Linked DNA regions of Homo sapiens: region 2 is linked to region 1. Evidence: chromatin loops called from intact Hi-C (ENCODE). Cell type or tissue: mammary epithelial cell. All regions are shown on one strand. Links, peaks and the distances in the headings refer to the core of each region. The heading gives the core; the rest is flanking DNA.

What was found. Hi-C counts contacts between places; a loop is a spot of excess contacts. Peaks named below come from ENCODE experiments on the same cell type or tissue, not always from the same donor. Only the 100,000 strongest peaks of a DNase experiment are listed, where the experiment ranks them.
Region 2: it touches region 1 in a loop (9-fold over the local background); 4 of 110 quality-filtered maps call a loop at or near these places.

What each region holds. Positions count from the first base shown.
Region 1 is chr5:69,005,027-69,010,349 of GRCh38, reverse strand. All of the region lies in intron 1 of LINC02198 (long intergenic non-protein coding RNA 2198), which reads left to right. It overlaps LOC107984116 (a long non-coding RNA gene), which reads left to right and starts at 3,165. Exons shown (of 3, transcript XR_001742709.2): 1 at 3,165-3,323. In mammary epithelial cell, for the core only: a CTCF peak has its summit at 2,387 (motif pointing right); a DNase peak (open chromatin) is centred at 2,379.
Region 2 is chr5:68,882,276-68,887,598 of GRCh38, reverse strand. No RefSeq gene overlaps it. Among named protein-coding and RNA genes, the nearest start is that of LINC02198, 140 kb to the left of the region's middle. In mammary epithelial cell, for the core only: a CTCF peak has its summit at 2,510; no DNase peak of the experiment used is centred there.

The DNA of each region.
Region 1 (5,323 bases), core at 272-5,271:
AACTTCCTGGAAGGAAGAGATTATTATGAAATTCTCTGGAAGGACAAAATCTGTGTTCCAGTCTTGGGGAGAACATGACCCCTCTTAAAGTGTTTTCTAACAGGCTGCAGTAGTGGATGTTAATTTAGTTTTGGTGTTCAGTATCCATCCATTCACCCTTTGTGGAATCCTCTCTTCTCCAGGATCAGGTCATTTAGTAAAATAAAGCTGGTCTTATGCCCAGCTCTATCTAGGGAGCATATAACCCAGGATTAAGTCACATGCGTGCAGTCTTCTCCTGCCTATAGTGACTGGTTGGAGATTGGCATGTGATCCTGGGGAGCCAATGAGGCTACTGAGGGAGAAATATGTCCTGTTTTTCCACTTGAACCTGAAAGGATATGTGCTGTAGTTGTAGCCAATTATAAAGAGAAAGCCCATTTGAGAGTGAACTGACACAGAAGGTGAAACCTGATTGATAGAAAATAGATAATGTTTGAATATACTCAGAGGAGACTTAGACAATTGCTCAGAGTTGGGGATAAATTAGTGGAGATCAGTGTGGGCTGAATTGTGCTCTCGCTGCCACCTCCAACTAAAGATATGTTGAAGTCCTAACTCTGGGTACCTGGGAACATGACTTATTGGAAACAGGGTCTTTGTAGACATAATTAAGAAGTCAGTTAAAAATGAGGTCATACAAGAGTAGAGTAGGCCCTTAATCCAAGATGACTGGTGTTCTTATAACAAGAGAAGAGACACAGAGACAGACACACATAGAGAAGAGATGCCATGTGAAGACAGACACACACGTGGAAAAAGGCCACATAGGCCAGGTGCAGTAGCCCACAACTGTAAACCCAGCACTGTGGGAGGCTGAGGTGGGAGGATTGCTTGAGGCCAGGAGTTTGAGACCAGCCTGGGCAACATAGTGAGACCCTGTCTCTCCAAAAAAAAAAAAAAATTAGCTAGAAGTGGTGGCATGTACCTGTACTCCTAGCTACTTGGGAGGCTGAGGTGGGAGGAGGAAGGCTTGAGCCCAGGAAATTGAGGCTGCAGTTAGCCATGATCATGCCAATGCACTCCAGTCTGGGCAACAGAGTGAGACCCTGTTAAAAAAAAAAAAGTAAAAAAGGAAAAGGCCATATAACAAGTAACAAGGCAGAGATTGGAGTGACACATCTGCAAGCCAAGGGCTGCTGAGGATTGCTGGCAAATGCCAAAAGCTGAAGGGGGCAGGAAGAGCCTGCAGAGAGGGCATGGCCTTGGTGATAACTTAATTTTAGACTTTTAGTCTCCAGAACTATAAGACAATAAACTTCTGTTGTTTAAAGCCACCTGGTTTGTGGTACTTGGTTATGGCAGTCCTAGGAAACTAATATAATCAATACATATAAAACATAGCATGTGAAGAAAAGACTGTTTTTTTAATTCCAGGGAAAATATAAACTTGTTCAGGAAAGGAAATGTGAACAGGATATACCACATGGCTTTGTGGTCAAGAATTTAATAGTTATAGCTCTATAAATATTGATTATTGCTCTTACCAAAATTATACTGGGAAGTATATATGTATGGTGGGGTTGTGTATGTGTGTGCGGGTACTTATGAAGTCATCTTCCATAGTGCAAAGTCAATATATGAAGCTTAAACTAAAAAATCAAGAGGCAGCAACATGAACATGACATTTAGAGATATAGAGGTAAAAAGTAAATGGTTCAGTTAAAAGAGCTGGAAGTATCTGCCTTCTGGGAGCAGGAAACACGAGGTAGGGACTGCTTGGACTGCTGTAGAACAGTTTGACTCTTTATACTATGTGCATGAATTACTTTGATATAAAGAAAAACTGCTTTAAAAAGGAGAAGAAAATTTGAACCTGTGAAACAAACTACTTGTAGAACTATGGAATGTGATGACTTTGGATAAAAGTATGACATTAGGTACATTTATTTTGGGGCTAGTTGCTAATACCTCTTATTTTCTAGGCAGTGAGGGGGTGGGAGTGGAAGGGAGGGGGTCAAAATTCCTCCATGAAGCCTTTACATCTCCCCTTCTCCTATATCCAAGTCCCACTCTTATAAAAGAATAAAACCTCCATTACTCTAAGTTTATAATTACTGTTTAAAAACACAAAGTTCATTTTTACAGGGATCTTTCCTTAAGGCTGAAGGAGGTTCTAAAGATGAAATTTCCTTCTATGTATGATTCCTTGGGGTGGGAGTCACAGGCATTTTCTTATCCCACTGGAATTCTGAGTCGCATAAGTTTGTTTCTGACTAGTAACTAGGAGCTCAGTGTCTTTGGCCTCTCACACTGACCTTAAGGCAAATGCCTTTGAACCGTCCACTCCAGTCTGTCAATCCTCCTTGAAGAATGGTCCAGCCTGCACTGCTGCTTTTTACCATCAGGGGGCAGTGGGGCCATGAGTGCCCAGGGAGACAGGGAAGGATGCTTAGCACCTGGCGAGTGGGAGGAAGTGTCTCTCAGTGTTTGCACTTAAAGCATCTCAGTAGCTAGATACTTCATTGGTACGAATGGTGTATTTTCTTCTAAATTTTGTGCAATCCAAAAAGGCAGGAAGTTTGATCTTAATGCATTTTCCATGGTCATCTATTTCACTCTGAGCCAAGAATTTATTAGGAAAACGAAAAGAATTGCAAGAATAACTTTAGATTGACATTTCTCCATTTTCCTACTTGTCGAATAGGTTTGGTACGTGTTCTGAAGGAACACGGTGCCAGTTGAAATGGTGCTCTGCTTTCTTCCCTGTTATTCTGAAATAGATGTGCTTTTCACACACATGGATAGACCATTTACTCCTGATTTGTATCTCAGGGACAAATCTGACTTATTAACACCATTATTTGTAAACTGCTAGCCTGGTTTCCTGTGCTGTTGTAACGCTATCTTGATGGGTTGCTGTGAAAATGTGAAGATGTCTGTCAGGCAGGAAAAATTATGTAAAAATGATGTGGGTATAGAAAATGGGATCGACAAAATGTAATAAACTCCTCCTGGGCTGAACAGCAGAGCTGCATATGTAATGAAGTACTTTAGGATTACGTCACCTTTTATATAACATCTGGCAGTGACTTTTATTTCAGAGCTAATTTGGAGAAGCCAGGCACTTTTCTCTTCCCCTCCCCAAGACTGCCTTTATCTGAAAGACGAAAGAAGGAACTGTTACATTTTGCATGCAAAGAAAGCCAGAGTGGCTAGATTACTCCCTTAGGGTAATGGAGAAAGGAAAAAGAAATTGAAAAAGGTCAGGTGAACAAAGCAGAAGGAATGAAGAGGTTTGTGTGATTCTTAGTGAAATTGGACCAGTCTAAGCAACCAGACAGGTAATCTGGGTGACTCTACCCCTCCTTCTTCCCTCCTGTGCCCCTCCCTTGGCTGTGGCTCTATAGGTATGACCCAAGAATACTATGGAAATAGCATTTCCTTAAATATTTTGTCTGAAGTGAAGGGTTGAAAAAATTATTGAGATAATTTGGGAAAATCCTAAAATTTGTCCCTTTAGCCTTTGAGAAAAAGCTCAAAGCTCAAACACCTCTCTCCCCCAGTAATATCCAGACATTGATCTATAACAATAGATTATTCAGATGGTCAACTTGCTGCTTTAATTTGTCTATATAGGAAATGGTGAAAAGTCTTTTATGAAATTGAATGGGAATTCACTCCTTTGAAGCCAGGGACACAGGAGGGATGAAGACCCTCTTTGTACTTCCCCCTTTCCTTCCCTCATAGCTTCTGGGTCTGTGCTTGCCTTGGTGCAACCTGGACCTTGCTGGACCATGTTTGCTGACCTCCATGTTCTCTTTCATCACGTGTTTTTTGAATCTTCCATTATTGTGTCAACCCTGGACATGCTCTTGTCTGAATTTCAAGGCCATGTCTACAGTTCAGAAGAGGTAGTGTCTTCCTTACGTATCTAATGGGTTCCCAAAAATGTGTTTGAAAGTTAGTTGGATGTTTGAAAGTCGAACAATAGATTTGCATGTTGTAAGGAAGAATTTGTTCTCAATTCTAGCTAAAGTATATGATGAAATCCCTAATTATGGTTTCTGCCAGTGCCACCTCCCTCAGGCCTTGGCAACCCTGTGGGTGGGTGAGAACAGGCACATGGCTGGAGTGGGTGGCAACTGCCAGTCGTTGTGGGCTGAGGAAGTTAATCCAGGAATCTCTCCTTCCAAGACTTAGCCCTCCTTCCCTCATCCCAGCCTGAAAGGGCAAGGGCTGGAGTAGAGGGTCTGGTTCTTTTTTTTTTTTTTTTTTTTTTTTTGAGACAGAGTTTTTCTCTGTCACCCATGCTGGAGTGCAGTGGCTTGATCTTGGCTCATGGCAAACTCCGCCTCCTGGGTTCAAGCTATCCTCTTGCCTCAGCCTCCCAAGTACCGAGATTACAGGCTCAAGCCACCATGCCTGGCTAATTTTTTGTATTTTTAGTACAGATGGGGTTTCACCATGTTGGCCAGGCTGACTTACTTCGAACTCCTCACCTCAAGTGATCTGCCTGCCTCAGCCTCCCAAAGTCCTGGGATTACAGGTGTGAGTTACCACACCTGGCTGAGGGTCTGGTTCTTAACCTACCTCCAGGAATAACCACATGTGACACCCATGAGGTGGTGGACATGGCATTGGTGGACATGGGCAGAGTACTGGAGTGGTTGGGGCTGGTCAAATGACACCCTGAGAAATGGTGGTCCTGTGTGAGCTGAGAAACTCCAGGATCCCTGGCCATGATCTCTGGAGTTCTGTCTGGCAGTACTGGCCAATGGAGACTTATCTCTGGCTGGAAAGGAGGTGCTGGAAAATTCTTCTGTTGTCTTAACTTGAACCTGGCCCCTTCTCCTAGTAGCTGTGTCTGCCTGGCATGAGATTGTTCTATCAATAATCTAAGGTAATTCAGGAAAGATTGAATTTTGAGTATTAAAGGTTTGCAGATGCTAGTGTTTAATTTTTGATAGTGTGGTGTCTTGGTTATGTATTGCGGCATAGCATACTACCCCAAAACTTAGTGTCTTAAAACCATATTTTAATTATCTCACAAGTTCCTTGGTCAGGAATTTGCTCAGTGCTTGGTTGGGTGATTCTTCTGCTTCACATGGCATTGACTGGAGTCACTTAACAGTCTGGTGTGGGCTGAAGCATCCAAGATGGCTTCCCTCATATGCCTAGTGTCTTGACAGGAATGGCTGACAGGCTTTGTGCCCTTCTCCCTCTCGATGTAGTCTTAGAGTATCTCTACGTGTTCTCTTTAGAATGCCAGTTGGACTCTTACATAGTGGCTCACTTAGGACTCTGCCGGTTATTTTAGAGACTAGGGTTGGAATTGGCATAG
Region 2 (5,323 bases), core at 142-5,141, 120 kb after region 1:
AACAAGTTCATGACTCATTTGTTGCTCAATTAAACTTCTTTAAATTTAATTCAGCTGAAGTTTTTCTTTTATTATTAGTGATGCTAAGCATTTTAAAATATACCTGCTAGTCATTTGTATATCTTCTTTTGAGAAATGTCTATTCATCTTCTTTGTCTATTTTGTAATCAGGTTGTTTTCTTGCTATTGAGTTGTCTGATATATATATATTTTGGATATTCATCTCTTATCAGGTGTATGGTTTGCACATATTTTCTCCTGGGCAGTATTAAATGTGGCTTCTGTGCCAGGAGCTTTGCCTTGCAGCTACTGCTGCTGCTGCTAGTATGAGAGAGGGAGGAAAAGAGAGAGAGGAAGAAAAAAGAAAGATTGAAATCGCTTAGTGTGAGAGAATTTTCTGTACCAAGCCTGGTGCGGTTCTCTGATCGGCAGAACCTTTGCTTCGAATGTGCCCACATGGCAAGGGACTATGTAACATTTTCAGCTCCTCTAGGGGTGACTGTCCATCTTCTCCCCACATCAAAACTCAAACAGTATGGAATTCCCCATAGAAAGGGGTTCCTCAGACGCTTCTCAAAAGAAGACATTTATGTGGCCAAGAAACATGAAAAAAAGCTCAACATCACTGATGATTAGAGAAATGCAAAATGAAACCACAATGAGATACCATCTCATGCCAGTCAAAATGGTGATAATTAAGAAGTCAAGAAACAACACATGCTGGTAAGGTTATGGAGAAAAAAGAATGCTTTTACACTGTTGGTGGGAGTGTAAATTAGTTCACCCATTGTGGAATACCTTGTGGTGATTCTCAAAGACCTAGAGGCAGAAATACCATTTGACCCAGTAATCCCATTACTGAGTATATACCCAAAGGAATAGAAATCATTCTGTTATAAAGACACATGCACACGTATATTCACTGCAGAGCTATTCACAATAGCAATGATATGGAATCAACCCAAATGCTTATCAATGATAGATTGGATAAATAAAATGTGGCACATATACACCATGAAATACTATGCAGCCATAAAAAGGAACAAGATCATGTCTTTTACAGGAACATGGATGGAGCTAGAAACTGTTATCCTCAGCAAACTAATTCAATAACAGAAAACCAAACATGACATGTTCTCACTTATAAGTGGGAGCTGAATGAGGAAAGCACACTGACATTGGGTAGGGGAACAACACACACTGGGGCCTCTGGGGTGGGGGTAGGGGGAGGGAGAGCATCAGTAAGAATAGCTAATGAATGATGGACTTAATACCCAGGTGATGGGTTGATCTGTGCAGCAAACCACCATGGCGCACATTTACCTATGTCACCTGAACATCTTGTGCATGTACCCCAGAACTTAAAAGTTGAAGAAAAAAAAAAAAAGAAAGGGATTCCTATTGGGAAGCTAAGGTGAACATTAGACTCCCACTTTAGGTTAAATATGTAATATTCCCAGACAAATCTTGACACTTCCTTTCTTGCATATGTTTTTATATGAGCCCAATTCCTCATTTTTTCCTCAAGGAAGTGGAGTGCAGCCTGTGCAATTGCTAACAGCATAATGTAGTTGCCTTTTTGTGGAAGTGATACTGAGTAAAAACTGAAATCTCCTGGGGTGTTTTCTTATCCTCAATAAAAACCTTCAATATTCTTATAATTGAAGTTTGGCTTCTTAGCACTGTTAAAAATATTTTCTTATTTTAGTGCCTAGAGCTACTTGTTTTAGTTTTATGGGTTTTTTTTTTTTTTTTCGGTTATCTGGTAGAATTTCAGGATATATACCATTAAAGGTGGGTGCTGCTTTTTTTGTGACTACAGACATAATCGGGGATTCTCTCTTTGGCTGAATTTCCTTAACACCAGATAATTATGAGATCTAGAATTCTGGATATGGGTTAATTCAAATTTACCATTGTCTAGTTATTAAGGAGTCAGAATAGCATTTACTGTGTAAATCTGGGCAATTGATGTTTCTGAGTTTCCTTTTTTGATGAATGGAAGTGATTCTTCTCAGGCTGGACTCTCAGGTGTTGGGAGAGTGGCTGAGATGACCGGCAGAGGGGAGAGGTGGAATGGAGGGGGAACCCAGAATTTTCTGACTCCTGGGCTCTGCTGTGCTTTTTACCTCCAAAACCATCATCCAGAAATCAAACCATCTACACTCTTGACTTTCAGCCTTTTTAGTATTTATTGTACCTCCCCAAATTGGCCATTTTTCTGATTTTTAGAAGGATGGATAGTGTATTTTGGTGGGAAGGATGAGAAGGTTAAAAAATATTATCTAAAATTAAAATGCAATATTTTGGAGAGAGAGATCTTTGGTTTAGATCCAAGCTGTAACACTGACTGTGTGAACTTGGGCAAGATATTCAGCCTCTCTGAATTTCAGTATCTTTCTCTGCAAAGTGGGGATAATAATGCTTGTTTTGTAGCCTAAGTAAATGTTGAATCCATTCTTCTATGGAGTTTATTCATGTGCACCAACCCTATCCCCCTTGTGGTGACTTTAATATCTTTTTACAGTGCTGCTGATGGAGGATGCTGTCAATCCAGAGTCTGACAGCTTCTTGCTCCTATGTAAGTCAAATGTCATTCTTGAAATCATAATAAACTTATCAACTTTTTTTGCATAACTTGATGGGGTTATGGAATTATAACTGCTTTGGAAACATTCCAGCCTAGAAGCTATATACCAGAACAAATGAGATCCTGGCCCAGTACCTCCTCCAAGGAATTCATTCTGCTTTTGGAGACTAGCACATGTATTTGCTTTATATTATGTTTCCTAAATTATATTTATTTCTTTATTTTAGAGTAATGCAATAATTTAAAAGAAAGGAGTATCTTGGCTTATTCCCCCTCAAATACCACAGCCTTCTTCATTAGGATGTTTCATTTAAAAAATAGTATTTGTGCATTCCCTGCCAACCTTCCAAAAAATTCACTGCTGGGCAGAGGAAGGGGTTGATAAATAAAAAGTAATTTGTTCATAAAATTTATAAGCCACTGGAAATGAAGGCCCTGGAAGAAAGTGCCAACTCAGCTTTAAGTATGAGATAATAATCAAAACAGCAAATGTACAAGTGCATTATGGTAAGAATAAATCAAACGGCAAGGCTCGATGTGAACAATATGGAAAAAACAACTAAGTGAAGAAATGTCAAATGAAGGATTACCTTTACTGTGGAACTACCTATTCAAGTCATAAATTCAGCCCAGGATTTCTGCTTCCTAAAACCTAAGGACTTCTACTGAACAACGACACTGCACCCGCAGCAACCACAACAGAAACAACAAAACCCTTTGTTTTCCTGCTAGCTTCTAGCAGTTTTGTTTCAGAGAGAGAGGCTTTTTCTGTGGACTGTGTCTTTTATTGAAGATTTAACCATAAAAGCAGTGCTCCTGCAAACTCTGCTTAGGGTTGGCAGTATATATCATCAATTAGATATAAGGTTGCTTTTTTTTTTTTTTTTAAACCAGCCTTTCCATAAGAGCTTTTGTTGACTATTTCAGTCTTGTTTTCCCAAAGTAAATGTTTCATTGAGTTAGCATGACTTTATTATAATAAAAACTGTATTTTTGTCTTCTGTCCCTTGACATTTATTCCATAGAACTAGTTTTTTCCTGACCCTAATTGAAAGAAAATTTAGGGCAAATTATTGTACACCTCTGACCACTTTTAGTTAACAGTAGGTCTTGCTCTTAGCATGTCGAGGCCAGTGTAATAATACAATCAGTAATTTCATTCAATGTTAATGCTTCTTCTCTTCCCCCAGCTTGGGCCAACTAAAAGTTGGCCACTGGCACTGGGCAAAAGGAGGCTTGGTTGGCCTCTTCTCTTTTTCTCCAACGTGCATCATACCCCACTTCCCTCGTCTTCAGAATGAGGCCACCATTTGGGATCATCTTTCAGGGAGAAGGTGGGAGGGGCTCGGGAGAGAGGAGTCCAGCCGCGGAAGGCCTTGGTTGACTAGTGCTGTTGTCAGCTGGCGGCTGAACCTGGGCTGGCAGGCATTTGAAGCCGATTGTCTTGGGGGGCACTTTGGTGGGTTCTTTGGGTACTCCTACCTCTGCAGAGCTCTCACTTGTAATCCGGCACTAAATCTGTTAGTTCTGCCTTAGAAATGTCCCCCAAATCCAATCATTTTGTATCTCTCCCACCACTTCCCCTGCTCCAAGACACCCCCAACTCTATCCTGCAGGACTGTGGTGGGTTTCCATGCTTCTGCCTGTGTTCCAGGAGTCTGTTTTACATGCAGGACAGGGATCTTTTCAGCATGTAGTTCAGATCATGTTATTCCTTTGTTCCAGGTGTCTGGTGGTCTCCTGTCTCATGCAGAGCGGAACTCCCAGGCCTCTGAGGGACCACAGGCCCTACACACTGCCTTGCCCCCGCCCTACATTTATGACCTCGCCTTTCACCACTCTCACCCCCCTCACTGTCCCAGGACACTGGACACCCCGCTGCCTCAGGGCCTTCCCATTTGCTGTTCCTTCTGCCAGAATTCTTTTCGTCAGATACGTACAAGGCTTATTCCCTCACCTCGTCTAGCCTTTTTTTTTTTTTTTGTGAGACAGAGTCTTGCTCTGTTGCCCAGGCTGGAGTGCAGTGGCGTGATCTTGGCTCACTGCAACCCCCACCTCCTGGGTTCAAGCAATTCTTCCTGCCTCAGCCTCCCGAGTAGCTGGGAATACAGGTGCCCACCACCACACCAAGCTAATTTTTTTGGTGTTTTTAATAGAGACGGGGTTTTGCCATTTTGGCCAGGCTGGTCTTGAACTCCTGACCTCAGGTGATCTGCCCGCCTTGACCTCCTAAAGTGCTGGGATTACAGGAGTGAGCCATCATGCCCGGCCAAGTCTTTGTGCAAATGTCTCTGCCTTAGTAAGCTTTTCCGTGATCAATCCATTGCAAACTACAAACCCTCCCTCCCCCAGGCCTCTCTCTATTCTCCTTTCATACTTTATTTTTCTCCATAACACATTATATTTTGACCTACTCTATATTTTACTCGCATAGTGTTTTTCTCCTCCATTAGTACATACTTAATAAAGGAAGAATCTTTATCAGTTTTGTTCATTGTTGTATCCCTAGTTCTTAGAACTATGCTTGGCACCTAGTAAGTGCTCAGCAATCCTTTTGAATCAATGAATGAATGTTTACTTGATCCTATGTTATTGTAACTCACCTGCATACATAACTAGCTCTCTTTCTCAGCTCTTGAGAGTAAGGTCTAGGAACTGGTCATTTTGTGTTCCCTACATCTCTAGCTCAGTGTCTGGAACAAAATAAGTTCTCAATAAATATTTATTGAATAA